Regions from separate parts of the Homo sapiens genome. Here region 1 is linked to region 2. A link is a loop called in an ENCODE intact Hi-C map of the cell type or tissue named here. Cell type or tissue: spleen. All regions are shown on one strand.

Evidence for each region. A loop is a pair of places that touch in the nucleus more often than their neighbours do. Peaks named below come from ENCODE experiments on the same cell type or tissue, not always from the same donor. Only the 100,000 strongest peaks of a DNase experiment are listed, where the experiment ranks them.
Region 1: it touches region 2 in a loop (7-fold over the local background); 45 of 110 quality-filtered maps call a loop at or near these places.

Annotation. Positions count from the first base shown.
Region 1 is chr14:30,903,288-30,911,287 of GRCh38, reverse strand. It overlaps STRN3 (striatin 3), which reads left to right. Exons shown (of 18, transcript NM_001083893.2): 13 at 126-247; 14 at 4,244-4,411; 15 at 5,730-5,870. Among named protein-coding and RNA genes, the nearest start is that of COCH-AS1, 17 kb to the right of the region's middle. In spleen, no CTCF peak of the experiment used is centred here; no DNase peak of the experiment used is centred here; H3K27ac peaks cover 575 bases.
Region 2 is chr14:30,652,737-30,660,736 of GRCh38, reverse strand. It overlaps SCFD1 (sec1 family domain containing 1), which reads right to left. Exons shown (of 25, transcript NM_016106.4): 10 at 7,149-7,248. Among named protein-coding and RNA genes, the nearest start is that of SCFD1, 34 kb to the right of the region's middle. In spleen, CTCF peaks have their summits at 3,011 and 4,412 (motif pointing left); no DNase peak of the experiment used is centred here; H3K27ac peaks cover 523 bases.

The DNA.
Region 1 (8,000 bases), 250 kb before region 2:
CAGGTGTACATGTTCTCTTAAAACAGTTTTTAGATATTACATAAATTCAGAGGTTGGGGGAATGGAGATTTGAGTTTCTTCTTAGAATTTATCAGTAATTTGTTTTTCCTCTCTTCCTACAATAGCGGCCCTGTTCTGTCATTAGCTATTAGTTCTAATGGAGAACAGTGTTTTAGTGGTGGTATTGATGCAACCATCCAGTGGTGGAATATGCCGAGTCCCAGTGTAGATCCATATGATACATATGGTAAGTAAAATGATCAAAATGTATTTTTTTTAAGTGAATGGAGCTGACAAAAGTAAATACCTCAAATATGATTACAAGGTTATTTAAACCTATATTAGTCACCTCATTTAGTTCTTCCATTTGCTAATAAATTGCTTTATTAAAGAGAAAAATTAGGAAATGTCATGCCATGGGTATTTAAGCCTATGAATTGATACTTTCTCTGTTGTTTAAAAAACTATATTAATTAAAATGTTAATTTAGGTAGTAGTTACAAAAAGAAGGAGGAAACAAAATGTAATCTAAGTAACAAAATTTTGAACTTAAGAAATAGTTTATATATTTTAAAAATATTAAGCAAAAGACAATGGAACCAACATCAGGGGTATAAATCATTAAAACTTTTTGGAGCCAAAAATTTTTTTTGTTATTCTTAGCTCATATCTACAAAAACATTCTTAATTTCAAAATGGAAGAAAAAAAAAAAGAAAGGAAACCTCCTTTGACTTGCAAATGTAGCTTTTAGAAATCTGTTCTACAGAAACACCTACCTGTACCTGTGTTCAAATATATTTGTAAGGGCACTGTTAATAATTATAAAACGTTAAAACAAAATGTTTATGAACTCTTTGTTCTTTTTATTTAACACACACATTGTGCCTACATTAGCTAGGCATTGTGGTAAGCACTATGTCAAGAAATAAGATTTAGACTAATGGAAAGTAGAGACATAAAACAGATAAGCGAAGGGATGGGATCTATGGTTACAAATTGTGATAAATGATAAGAAGATAGAGTACTGTTGAGAGGGCGTAACAGGCAGAACCTTCTCTAGAAGAGTTAGTCAAGAAAGGTCTTTCTAAAATAGTGACATTCAAGCCAAAATCTGAAGGATAAGAGGAAACTTTCAGTAAAGAGTTTTAAGCCAGAAAGTTATCTGATAAATGTAAGGTTTTAAAAAGGTGACTGTGTCTGTTGTGAGAAGAATAAATTGGGGGCGAGAAGAGTGGAAAGAGAAATACCAGTTAGGAGGCTGCTGTCATAAAGTAGTCCAGTAAACTAGGTGACAAACGACATTGCCAAGATTAGAGTGGTGGTAGCACAGCATTTAGAAGTGGTTTTAAGATACGCTGAGGGAGTGTGGTAGAATAGACAGGATTTATTGATAAATTATGTTGAGTAGATAAAGTGATGGGTGAGTGACTCTTAATTTGTATGTGTTTAACTGCTTTACTGAGATAATTTACATATCACAAAATTCACCCTTTTAAAGTATACAGTTCAGGCTGGACACAATGGTCCATGCCTGTAATCCCACCACTTTGGGAGGCCGAAGTGGGTGGATCACTTGAGGCCAGGAGTTCAAGACCAGCCTGGGCAACACAGTGAGACCTCATGTCTGCCAAAAATTTAAAGATTTGCCAGATGGGGTGTCACATGCCTATAGTCCCAGACACTCGGGAGGCTGAGCTGGGAGGATCACTTGAGTGTGAGAAGTAAAGGCTGTAGTGAGCTATGATGGTGCCAGTGTACTCCAGCCTGGGAAGAGAGTGAGACCCAATCTCTCTCTCTCTCTCTCTTTCTTTTTTGGAAACAGTCTTGCTCTGTCTCCTAGGCTGGAGGGCAGTGGCGTGATCTTGGCTTACTGCAACCTCCGCCTCCCAGGCTGAGGAGCTGGGACCACAGGTGTGAGCCACCACACCGCACTAATTTTTGTATTTTTTGTAGAAATGGTGGCCATGTTGCCCGGGGTGGTCTTAAACTCCTGGGCTCAAGTGATCTGCCTGCCTCAGCCTCCCAAAGTATTGGGATCACAGGCATGAGCCACTATGTGCAGCCACAAGACCCCATCTCTAAAAAAAAATTAAAGTCTACAGTTCAGTAGTTTTTACTATGTTCACAAAGTTGTACAGCCATCATCACTAATTTCAGAACATTCACAAAGTTTTACAGCCATCATCACTAATTTCAGAACATTTCAAACATTCAGAACATTCAGTCCTGTTTGATGTGAGTAACTGAGCATGTGATGGGAGCATTTATTGAAACGAGGACAGAACAGGTGTGAGGAGATTTAAGATGGTGAGTTCAGATTTTAGGCATGTTAAAGGATGACAAATATCAAGTAGGTAATATACAAATAAGGAGCCCAAAGAGATCTCGATTGAAGTTAAAAACATGGACAGTCTTCTCTATACAAATAATACATTAAACTATAAGAATGGGCAATACTGGGGGAGTGTATTGTTTGGTGTAAGAAGAGAAGACAACCTGGGACTAAAGTCCTCAGTAACTCTGACACTGGAAGAGTGGCTAGAGCAAGAGAGCCAAGAAAGGAAACTGAGGAGGTGTGACCCAAGAGACAGAAGGAAGTGCAGGAGAGGGTGCGAAATCATGGAAGCGCACACTAAAGAAGAAACAATTTTGAGAAGAAAGAAGCAGTCTGCACTTTCGAATGTTGCTGAGAGGTCCAATAATATGATATAAAGTTTCCTTTTTATAAGTGACTAGCAGGTCACCCAGGTCTTGGCCAGACAGAGTTTGGACGCTGCAGCTAAGACTGAAGAATGAAGGGACCTCTGGATAATCTTTCATGTCAGACTATATGGATGAAAAGCAATATAATGGGAACAACAACAAAATGTTTTGTATCATCAAAGAAAAGTATTAAATTTGATAGTGTAGGGATCATCATTAGCAAGGATTGTTTTGGTGTGGTAGTGGTATCAGAAACCAAATTGGAGTGATTTGAAGAGTAAACAGGAAGTGAAAAGCATATTTCTATTGCTGGGTGGAAGGGGTGGTAGGATAGGATTAATGAAGATTTTTTGTTGAAGAGATTCTGGAACAAGTTTTTTTTCACTATGGTAATGATTCCAAGGAGGAGAATTTGTGTAGTAGAGAAGCAGTAAACATTACAGCAAGTTAGTGACATCTGGTATTAGCCTTTGATAGGATGGAGGACAGATTCCTTGCTTGTATCTGGAAGCTAGGAGAAGATACCTTTAGACACTAATCATTTATATATTACGCAGCAAGAAGATGGGGGATAAGAAACATGCAGCATTATTTGAATGCTATATTTTCTCAGTGAAATATGAGGCATAGTCATTCATGAGGAAGAGAGGTTGGGAGCTGTGAGAATTGTGGAGATGATAAGAACCATTCATGGAAAGTGGGAGGAGTTTACTAGAAAAACAGGATTGTCAGACAAATTATGCTCAATGTTATCAGCTGTCAAATGTCTGTCAGTTAAGGAACAGATAAATAAAATATGGTATATCCATACAGCAGAATATTATTTGGCACTAAAAATAAATGGAGTACTGATACATGCTCCAACATGGATAAACCTTGAAAACATGTTCAGTGACCAGGAGTTCAAGGCTGCAGTGGACTGTGACCATGCCACTGTACTCCAGCCTGGGTGATAGAGCAAGACCCTATTTCAAAAAGAAAAAAAGAAAACATACTCAGTGAAAGAACCCAGTCACAAAAGACCACATATTGTATGATTCCATTTATAGAAAATGTTCAGAAAGACACATCTATAGAGACAGAGCATTAGTTGTTGCCTAGACTTGTGGAAAGGTGGGGAGGAGGAATTGGGGGAAGTGACTAATGAGTGATGAAAGTACCCTAAAATTGATTGTCATGATGGTTGTATAACTCTGTGAACAACATACCAAAAATCATTGAAGTATACACTTTAAATGAGAGAGTTGTATGGTATGTAAATTATATCTGTATCTCAAGAAAGCTGTTTTAAAAAAAAAAAAAAGCATATGTTTCTTTATAGAAAATTGTGAAAATACAGAAAAATGTTGATGGGAGGAGGGTATAAAAGTAGGCCATAACTCTACTCTTAGATATAGCCACTATGTACACTTTAGTTTATCTTCTTGTGGCCTTTATGTGTGTTCTTTATGCTCAGTTATATGGTAAGTTTTCTTTATGTATCAAAGTTTCTTTTAAACTTCTTTTACCTAATTTTTTGTTTGTTTGTTTTTTCCCCAGAGCCAAATGTTCTAGCTGGCACTTTAGTTGGTCATACAGATGCAGTTTGGGGTCTTGCTTATAGTGGCATAAAAAATCAATTACTGTCTTGTTCAGCAGATGGCACTGTTAGGTTATGGAATCCACAAGAAAAATTGCCATGTATTTGCACTTACAATGGAGATAAAAGTAAGTAAATTTTGCATCTGTGAGAAAAGTTAGTTTTTTTAAAAAATTGGAATATATAAAGGACAAAGTAATTGATGTATTTCTTTACTGTTCCAAAGAGATATATTGAATGAATTTTGTAAAAGTTAGGATAAACTTTTTACTCATTTTTTTGAAGTGCTTTGCAACTATGTCCTGTAGTGCAATGCTTTTTTACCTTTTTTGTATTCCATTTTTTAAAAATGTAAAACTATTGTATATAACAGTGGAATAGACAAATGAGGATACTCATAGGGACAACAGGAGGCACACCACCTGTTCCAGACGACTACCCCACAAAGACCGAAGGGATCACAGTCTCAAGCATACCTATAAACCCTGTGTTCCATTACCTCGAGCACACTAGTTGAGTAGTCCAGCCATAGTCACTGAACCCCTAACTGGAACAGTACAAATTGGGTTATTTTCATGATTTTAAATATTTTCCTATTTAAAAAGGCTTTAACCAGTTTACCTTTTGAAGACATTTACTGGTCTTATTTTCCAAGTCATTTTAAATTTTTTTAATTAGACCTTTTATTTGTACATAAAAATACATATTGTTTTAAAACATTTTAGGTGAATAGTAAATATATAATTTTGTGTCTCTTAGACACCGTAGTGATTGTACTAATTTTCAGTTATCCAAGCTTTAGAGGTAAGAATTCATTTAGGTATTTGTTTCTGGCTTCATCTAGATAGTTAATAGCTTGGCTCCATATTCCATCTAATTGTGCATTGATCTGGCTAGTTTAATTTAGTATGTTAAAGAGAGAAATTGCTGCTCAGGCCATTTTAGGGTAAAGTACTGCATCAGCTGATTCCAGAGTCCAAGCCATTTTCATGAGTCCAAAAATCTGACTTGTATTAGCTGCTTGATAAGGCCTACAGATCTCTGATAGGTGAACCAGTCTCCCAAAGTTATGTGAGAATGCTAATTTATCATTTTACAGTAAGAAGTATAATTGGCAAATTGGCCAAAAGACTAGGATTTTATTTAATCCCTTAGAAGAAAACGTGTAATAGAACAAATAACTTTTGCATGTATTTACTCTTTATGAGCTCTGTAGTTATATTTTTCTTACAATATTAAATAGAATGCTATAAAGTTTTTAAATAATTGAGGAAAAGATATTTCTTATCTCACCATCCTGACACAGTTGTGTTCCTTTTCATTATTAACAGTATTTCAAGACTATTTGAATTCCTTTTTCTGATTAGAAAAACAGAGATTTCAAAAAGTAGAGATTTCATAGTAATTTTACTTTGTTTACATTGTCTGTCTTTGGGCTCATTTCAGAGCATGGAATACCTACATCAGTTGACTTTATAGGCTGTGATCCAGCTCATATGGTAACCTCTTTCAACACTGGTAGTGCAGTAATTTATGATTTAGAAACATCACAGTCATTGGTGATACTTTCATCACAGGTAGATTCTGGTAAGTTTTCATGGAGTTTCTTTGAAACCTTAAAAAGGGTTATTACACAATAGAGGGTGATCTTTTAGCTAATTTTCATATTTTCACTATTTGAATTTAGGATGGCAAAATAATTAGTTTCATAATGTTACAGTTATACTTATTTATATTATGTCTGCTTTTTCTTCAAATTTTGCTTAAAAGCTTGGGTGGACATATGGGAAAAGAGGAATGTCTAGAGCAATATGAAGGTGAAAGTAGAGAAAATAACATAATGAACTTAATGTACTCAGCATTCAGTTTTAATACCTATCTATAAATGCCCAGTATTACACATGCATTATGTGGTGTTTTACAGTTTATTTAGATAGGGATCACATAAGATTTATGTATTGCAGTTGTTTGATAGGTCTCTCAGGTCTCTCTTCATCCATAGATTCCCCTTCATCTCTTTTATGTTCTTTTTTTTTTTTTTTTAATTGACGAAATTGGCTACTTTGTCTTGTCAAGTTTCCGACAGTCTGGATTTTGCTAGTTGCATTCCTGTGTTATTTAATGTGCTTCTCTATTTCTATTCACAGTTCTCCTGTGAATTGATTATAGATCTAAAGACTTATTCAAATTCAGGTTCACTGTTTTTTTCTTTTAAAAATTTTTAAATGTTCTTGGCAACTTTACTTCATAAGTAATTTGTAAGCTTTTATCAGAGGTGAGTATTTTCTGGTTGTTCATGTTTTTGTGATGTTTTCAGTCTGGATTATTTCCTGGGTTCATTCATTTTCTATTGAAAGATTTTCTAATTTTATCATTCCCTCTCCATTTATTAGCTAGATTATTCCTATAAAAAAGAACATCTCTTTATCAACAATTTGGTTACCTTGGAGTTAGTGTGTATTAAGGAAAAAGGCAAGATAAATGATTGGGTTTTGGTTTTCCCCTTTATTTACCAGTTTTTAAAATAATGAGTTGGTTTGCTAGCACCCTCTAAAGGTGACCAGTTTGTCTTGGGTGGTGTTTTTGGTATCATCATACTCTCTCATGGATATAAATGTATTTGATGTGTTTTGATCCATTGCAGGTATTATCTTTATTTATTGCTGTTCAGATCCTTTGATTTTGGCCAGTGGGGCTTACTCAGTGGGGCTCATGTTGGCTCCTGAGTCCTTTTGCCATGACTTTGGTTGTTGTTGATAGCTTCCTGATATGACATATGACAAGATCTTCTAGGTTCATGTTGTTCATTTTGTGCCCTAGATCTGAAATCAGCTATTTATCTAAGGAGTTGTGGTTTCTTTTAGTGGGAAATGGTATTTAGAGACTACAGTTGGGGTACTAGGCTGTTGAGTTGATCCTCATGGTCTTCATGGCTCCTGGGTTGTTCATTGTGTTAGGCTTTTTCAATGGACAGAGCTAAGAAATAAACATTTTTTAAAAAGTAAAATACTTCAACTTCAGATTTATCTTGGTTCTCAACAAAATTGTTTCTCATTTTATTTACCCCACAGTGTACACAGAATCGTCTCAGTAATAATACCATTACCACCAAAAGATCAAATATTGATAATAAAACTTTGTAATTAGGGTATATTCCACTAGTGATATACAATCTAATTTCTATGCTTTAAAGTCACTTGGAATAGTTCCTTCCTTTGTAGTTACACCACCAGTTGGATATACTTAAGTTCATTTGTTTAATTTTACTTTTGATTTTCATTAATTTCTTTTAGAAAAACAACTGTTGGCTGGGCGCATTGGCTCATGCCTGTAATCTCACCACTTTGGGAGGCCAATGTGGGAAGATAGCTTGAGGCTAGGAGTAGAGACCAGTCTGGGCAACATAGTGAGACCCCATCTCTACCAAAAACTTAAAAAATTAGGTGGGCATGGTGATGTGTGCCTGTAGTCCTAGCTTTGGAGACTGAAGCAGGAGAAGCCCTTGAGCTCAGGAGTTCAAGGTTACAGTGAGCTATGATTGCACCATTGCACTCCAGCCTAGGTGACAGAGTGAGTCCTTGTCTCTTAAACAAAAAAAATTGTTTTATAATTATGTAAAATATTTACATGGTGCCATGGTCAGATCTTAAACCAAAATTATCTTCTAAGTCTCTTTCCCAGTATCTCCTCAAACCTATTTTTTTAATTACTCTACAT
Region 2 (8,000 bases):
ATACTTAAACAAATGACTTTATTGATTGTCTCTGCAAATTACTAGGGTACTCACTAATTCTGAAAATTGACAAAGGAAGACAAGCATTTGTCCTAAGTAGGTGATAAAAAAAAAAAGTTATTTATATAAGCATGTTGGCTAAAAAGATGGAGGAGGAATAACAGAAAATCACCATTTGCCATCAGTAATTAAAATAAAGAGGCAATAATTATCAGTGACATTTAAACCTTTAGGTAAAAGATTTATGGAGAACCCTTAATGGATGGATCATGCTGACAATACCTGAAACTACTGATCAATCTGTTCACTAACATTAGGACAAACAGACATTATGTACCTCCTGATGTAATAAAACAGAAACTAAAGAACACTGCTAGTTAAAGTGGCCTTGACAAAGAATTGAATGAGATCTAATCAATTTCCACAATCAATTAGTTTACAGAAAGTATCGGGAATACAAAAGGATACAATCAGCCAAATGCCAAAATGTAGGAAATTCTATAGAAAAATGACCTAATTCTTTCAATCAAAAAATGGCAATTAAAAAGAAGTGAGGAGGGAGGAACTGAGAGATTTAAGAGCCATATCAACTAATGCCATGTATAGATGTATTTCTGGATCCTTATTTGAACAAGCCAACTGTAAAGAAGCATCTTTGAAACAATCAATACAGAGCGGGTATATCACCAGGAAATTATCATTAATTTTGTTGCGTAAAATTATAACTTTAAAAAATAGATACATGCTGAAGTATTCATGCTTAGATCATATAATACCAGGGAAGCTGAACAATGTAAACATGAGTTCATTACAGTATTCTCTGTATTTGTGTTATTTGAAATATTCCCTAGTAAAAGTTTAAAAAATTTTATTCATACCAGAACCTAAAAATATGAAGTACAACCCACAATCGTTTTGCTCATCCATACTGGACAAGGAACAATAAATACTATGACCAAGAAAAAAAAATCTTTATTATTTTATGCCACTGAGGTTAGAGGGTTAGACTAAGTAGCACAACCTAACCTATCTTAATTCAGAGGCCAAGGTATTCTTTACAGCATCAGCAATATATTTGGGAAGCTTGTTCATTTTTATTAAAGCAGAGCTGTTTACAACCCTAGGACTCATGAGCTGGAACCCTCCCACCCACCAGATACATTGCCGGCCATATGCAAACATTTCTACCAGTCTTCATGTGATAATTTCAACTCATAAGCAATTCATTCAATCTCTAAAAGTAGTAAAGAATTTGGGTCTTATGATTTAGAATTGCACTGTCCAATACAGTCGCCAATAGTCACAGGTGGCTACTGAGTACCTTCAATGTGGTTAGTCTGAATTGAGATGTGATGTAAATGTAAAATATATAAGACTTAAATATGAAAAGAAAACATCTAATATCTTAAATTATTAATTGATTACATGATCCTATATTATGTTGAAATGCAAATATTTTGAATATATTTGATTATAAAATATATTATTAAAACTTTGTAAAATGTTCCATCATATAGACAAATGTTATACAACTAGAATATAAGGCAAAAAAAAAAAAAAAAACTATAGCAGCTACAGTTAGATCAGTAAATAGTACATACTCTTTTTCTCCCTTAGATTAAATAAAAATTCAATCCAAGTTCAGACACAGCAACAAATATGGAGATATACTGAAACACTGCTATTTTTAAAAAGTGAATGAAATCAGGGATATCTTTTGGGCTTTTACATAGCCTACAGACCTTCAGTAGACACTTCCTATCAAGTACAGTAAAATATATATTTGCTTGGATTAAATGAGTAAAAGTTTACATTACACTTTTGACTTTTAGGCAAATGCTTGAAATTAGGCTACATAGTGCTGACCAAGAGGTTTTGTGTTAATAAAGATTAGAGGATCAAAGAATGTCAACCTTGGACCCAAAGCATCAATCTTGAACTATATCTAGGCACCTGTTACATTGCAATCACACGTCTTTAAGGAAATAGGTGTTCCTGAAGTGCTTCTCTTATAACCTTAGCTAGGTGCATTAGCTATAATCTTAGCTAGGTGCGTTAGCTCACGCCTGTAATCCCAGCACTTTGGGAGGCTGAGGCAGGTGGATCACCTGAGGTCAGGAATTCTAGAGCAGTCTGGCTAACATGGCGAAACCCCATCTCTATTAAACATACAAAAATTAGCCGGGCATGGTTGCACATGCCTGTAGTCCCAGCTACTCAGGAGGCTGAGGCAGGAGAATCGCTCGAACCTGGTAGGCAGAGGTTGCAGTGAGCCGAGATCGCACTCCTGCACTCCAGCCGGGGCGACGGGGCAAGACTCCATCTCAAAAAAATAAATAAATAAATAAAATAAAAAATAAAAAAAATGCTTCTCTTACAACCTTTTAAAAAATACATATTTATTTGGAAACCATTTTTTTTTTATTCTTGACTGGAAAAAAAGGTAAACTTTAATTAAAGTCCCTATGTCTATTAGTATAACTTCCGATTTAATGTTTCAAATAATAAGAGTCAGTAGCAGAGGGTGAAAGGTACAAAAAGAGAACCTAAGATTTGAAAAAATAAAGGCCAAGTAAAAAAACAGAGATAAAATAATGTCCATCCCTTTGACTGAAGTCCACAGCTCTGCAGCTGAACAATCAAATCCACCTCTCCTGCAACCAAGATATAATAAAAAAGAATCAGGGCTTCTAATTACTAATTTTGCTTCTTATATCCCAATAAAAGGAGATGGGCACTGCAAAGTTGCTTTTTCTTTTTTTTTTTAACCAGAAGTGTGTATTTCCCGTTTAAAATGAGAAAAATCATCTTTCTGACACAGAGGGAAGCTGTGTGAATTTTCATAGTTGTTTGTAAGTTCTAATATATAAACAATTATCAATGGTGCAGATTTTCAGGCAAAGACATTTAATATAAAAAGTAAACTGCAATTTTAAGTTAACATTTACTATTTACTTACTCCATCTTGTGGAGGCAAAGGGTATAATTATTAAGCGTTTTAAAAGCTCTGAAGACCTTCAAAAGTAGCAGGTTTAGCAATCAACAAAAATTTTTGTGATTATAATTTATGACATCTCAGTTATAGTTTGTTCATATCCAGAAACTGCATTAAGATTAATAAACAGAATTAAGTCATTTTAAGTTGCATAGTTAATTATAACCAACCTCTTCAAAGATTCCCAACTTTTTATGTGAAGATTAAACAAAAAAACTCTACCATCTACTTTCACCACCTTTTATTTTTAAAAGGATATTTTCACTTCAAATAGTAGGAAATAAAAATTGTATAAAGGCCAGTATAAAAACACATTTCATAGTCCTTTTTATTCTCATCTCATTCTGAAACAGTGAAAACCTCATCAAGGACCAGTATTATCCTTGTTTGGTTTTAGGGAATCTCTGCCCTAAGTTATATTTCCCAATTTCCTCTTCTGACAATGGAGACTGAGTCTACCCTTTTTATGTTGCAATTATTTGTACATGTGTCTTATCTCCTGTACTCAAAGCACCCTGTACTTTAATTTCCTCCATCCAGGGGAATGAAGAGGGAGCCCAGGGACTCTTAAAGTTCAAGAATTGGAAAGGATCCCTAGACATCTCGGTGTTTTAGATTGCCTTAACACCAACACCACTGGCAGGTGTGATGAGGCACCCGTGATCTGTATGCTATGCTCTTATTAAGACACTTGCCCCTTGCTCCTACCCAACAGTAAGGGCCCCACCAACCAAATATGATTTGAGACTACCAATACTATCTTATTATGCCCATTAATCCCTGTACAACTCTTTAACCTCCAATCCCACTGAGACCCCATCTCCTATTCTTACCCTACTCTAGAAATCCTGTCATCACTTCTGGAACCCATACTCAGTCATCAGCAAAATCTCCTATTCTGAACATCCTCTCTAAACTTTCCCTGTTCTTTCTTGCTCTAATTGAACTCCAACTGGCTAACCCCTGGAGCCTTCTCAAATGGGAACCTGATTTTTTTTTTTCTTTAACCTCTCACAGCTCATACCACTGGATCTGAGACTGGAATTAGGTGTCTTCCTTGCTACTCCCAGACTCTTTACTTGCCCTCTTTCCTAAAACTAGCTTTGAAACTCATGTTGTCAGCCTGTAACCATGGTTCTCAATTGGGCAATTTTGCCCCTTTCTGCCACCCGGGGTATAATTGGCGTGTGTAAGACGTTTTGATTGTCACAACTGAGGGAGTTCCACTGGCACCTAGAGAGTCAAGGCCAGGAATGATGCTAAACATCCTACAATGCACAGGACAGCTCCCCCTGCCCCCCAACAAAGAATGATCAGGTCCAAAACGTCAATAATGCCAAGGTTGAGAAATCCTGGTCCACAGTGCTCACTAATGCCACCTGCAGGACGCTCTTATCTCCTGCATCATTAACTTCGCTGTTTGGATCATTCCCATTAGTATACAAACATGTTGTAATTTCCGTCATTTAAAAATATTTTCTGTCCGGGTGCAGTGGCTCATGCTTGTAATCTCAGCACTTTGGGAGGCTGAGGACCAGACTTTTTTCCTGAACTCCAGACTCATGTAACTACCTACTCAACATTTACATTTTGATATCTTAATGGGCACCTCATTTTTTTTTTTTTGAGACAGGGTCTTTACTCTGTTACCCAGGCTGGAGGACAGTGATGTGATCACAGTTCACTGTAGTAGCCACAACCTGTTGGGGATCAACTGATCCTCCCACCTAAGCCTCCTGAGTAGGTGTGCCACCACAAGTCACTAATTTTTATTTTTTGTAAAGATGGTGCTTCCTTATGTTGCCAGGCTGGTCTTGAACTCCTGGGCCCACGTGATCCTCCTGCCTTGGCCTCCCCAAGTGCTGAGATTACAGGTATGAGCCACCATGCCTGGCCGGCATCTCACATTTAACATACCCAAAACTAAACATCTGATCTTCCCTGGGGAAACTGCCTTTTCCATCCCACTAAACAACAACGTCTTGCCATTTGCAAAGGCTAAAACCTTGGAGTCATCTTTGAGTTCTCTCTCTCTCTACATCTAACTCCCACATCTAACTTATCAGCAAATCCTATACTCTACAGTCAGTATAAAAAACACAGCCCTTACCATTTCTGTCCTGCTATAAGCTGCTATCATCTCAGCTAAGATAACTGCAACAGCCTCCTAACCGATCTTGCTCTTCCTGTGCCCCCAAGGAGTCCATTTTCAGTATAACAGCTAGAGTGACAGTCTTCAAATGTATATTAGAATCCCATGTGGTTCCCCATTTCCATCAAATTAAAGTCAATGGCCTTTACAATCACAATACAATCATATACTATAATCCCTAGAGTCCTGTATTATATTGCTTCCTGGGTCCTATTTATTTAACCTTTTCTCCTGCTTCTCTTCCCCTGCCTCTCTTCATTGTAGCCATCTGGCTGCCCTGCCATTTTCCAAACATATTAGTCATCCTTCTGCTTATGTTCTTTTCCCACATAGCTATATAATTCACTACCTTACCTCCTTTAGATCTTTACTCAAATGTCATTTTATCAGTGAGAACTTCCCTGTTTTAAAATTTCACTCCTGTTCACCATTATCTACTTTACTGTCTTTCAGGGTATCTTCCACCTTCTGAAATGCTGCAAGTTTTATTTTCTTTATTGCCTGTTTCCCCTACTAGAATGTAAGCTCTAGAAAGACAGGAAAGCTATTGTTTTTGTTACTATTGAAGCCAGGGTTTAGAAAGTGTGTTAAAGAGTAGGCACTCAAATATTGGTAGAACTGAATTCCTCCTCTCCCACCTCTTACTTGACCTCCTAAAGCCTGATTCCATGTTCTACTACTTAGGGTTTAATTTAAGAGTCCCTTTGATTCTTCTTGCCCTGTCTACTGAATTAAAGTTGACTGCTATTTCTTCGACACTCATCCTAGAGTCATGGCATAGAAGAATGGCCAATTTCCATCAGTAATTCTAAATCTGATTTATTTAAATAAACACTTTAGAGCCAATATCCAGGTTTTAAAGAAATAAACCAAATCATCTATTGCATGTCTTTCATTTCCTTTTTTTTTTTTTTTTGAGACTAGGTCTTGCTCTGTCACCCAGGCTGGAGTGCAGTGGCACAATCTTGGCCCACTGCAACCTCCGCCTCCTGGGTTCAAGCAATTCTCAAGCCTCAGCCACCCAAATAGTTAGGATTACAGGCGTGTGCCACCACGCTTGGCTAATTTTTGTATTTTCAATAGAGACAGGATTTCGCCACGTTGGCCAGGCTGGTCTTTAGCTCCTGGCCTCATGTGATCCGCCTGCCTTGGCCTCCCAAAGTGCTGGGATTATAGGCATGAGCCACTACACTCAGCTTTCATTCCCTGTTTATATGACATGTTGGGCAGTCTTTACTATCATGATATGATTATATAGTGTAATCCCTAGAGTCCTGAGCTAGGAGTTAGTAAACTACAGTGTTAGTTTTAACAAAGCCCATGATTTGAGTTCAAATTCTTTAACGTCTGTCTATCAAATAGAGACTATTCTGGCCTGATTACATAGTGTCTCATAGAGAAATTATTTGTGTACCTATTTTCTTTCCATTGTCTTTGAAGACTGAAGCCGTGTTTTATCACCTGTGTATGTCACATGCTAAACACAACACTTAGCAGCTAAATTTACATATGCATAAATACAAATTTTTGCTATAAGCATAAAATCAGATATGTGGAATTACTTCAGAAAACATATGGTGTAACATAAAAAATACTATTTTTTTTTTAACGTAAAATGAGGTTTAACTGACTCCCAGAGAAAAGGGAGAAATTACTGCTTTTCTCCTAAGGGAGAACACATTTATTTACTTATTCGGTTAGAAAATTAAAAATAAAACAAAATAATCCATTTTCTTCAATTGTTTTCTTTTCCTTCTTTTCCATGGCCAACAAAACCACTACTTTACCCTATAAAGATCATAAATTTGAAACTAAACTTTAATGCTTCACATTTTCCAGCATCCACACCCAGTAATACCAAATCCCATCACTTGTTTTGTTCATAGGTCTCAGTTCCATCCTTCTCATTTTTGTTTCTGTAGCCATGATGTTAATTTTAAATTAAAGGGAACACTGCATGTTACTATATTTCAGTAATAAGTGCTGCATTTAGTCTCTTACCAGTACATCGTGCACCAATGCTTGATATGTCCAAGTATGATGTAAAGGAGTTGCCAAATCTATGTTTCTGTCAACAAGGACTAATAAGGGCCTCTGGAAGCTGTAAATATACATATAAAAAAATTACATAACTCTTGATACCAGTGTATACATCTAAAATATTCTACTACTTTCCAGTATATGCCATTTTGATATGAATAATAGTATGCTAATATTGACAATTCCTAATACTTTGTTTTTTAGTATATGTGCTGCTGAAGCAAGCACCACAATACTTTGCTTTTTGTTGAGACAGGGTCTTGCTATGTCACCCAGGCTGGAGTGCAGTGGCGCGATCATAGCTAACTGCAGCCTTGAACTCCTGGGCTCAAGCAATCCTTCTGCCTTGGTTTCTGGAGTAGCTGGGACTACAGGCATGCACCATCACACACCTGGCTAATTTTTAAACATTTTTATAGAGACGGGGGAGGCTGGCTTTTAAAAAACAAATTTAACGTGGTCACACAATTACAGTAATGCTTTGGACTAGTTACAGCTTGTGTATGATGCCAGATTATAAATTTTACTTAGGAAACTTTATTTTTTTTTTTGAGACTCTGTCACCCAGGTTGGAGTGTAGTGGCACAATCACAGGTCACTGCAGCCTTGACTTCCCAGGCTCAAGTAATCCTCCCACCTCAGTCTCCCAATTAGCTGAGACTCCAGGTGTGCACCACCACTCTTGGCTAATTTTTAAATTTTTTTTAGAGACGGGGCAACTAACCACATTGCCCAGGCTGGTCTTGAACTCCTAGGCTCAAGTGATCCTCCCACCTTGGCCTCCCAAAGTACTAGGATTACAGGTGTGAACTA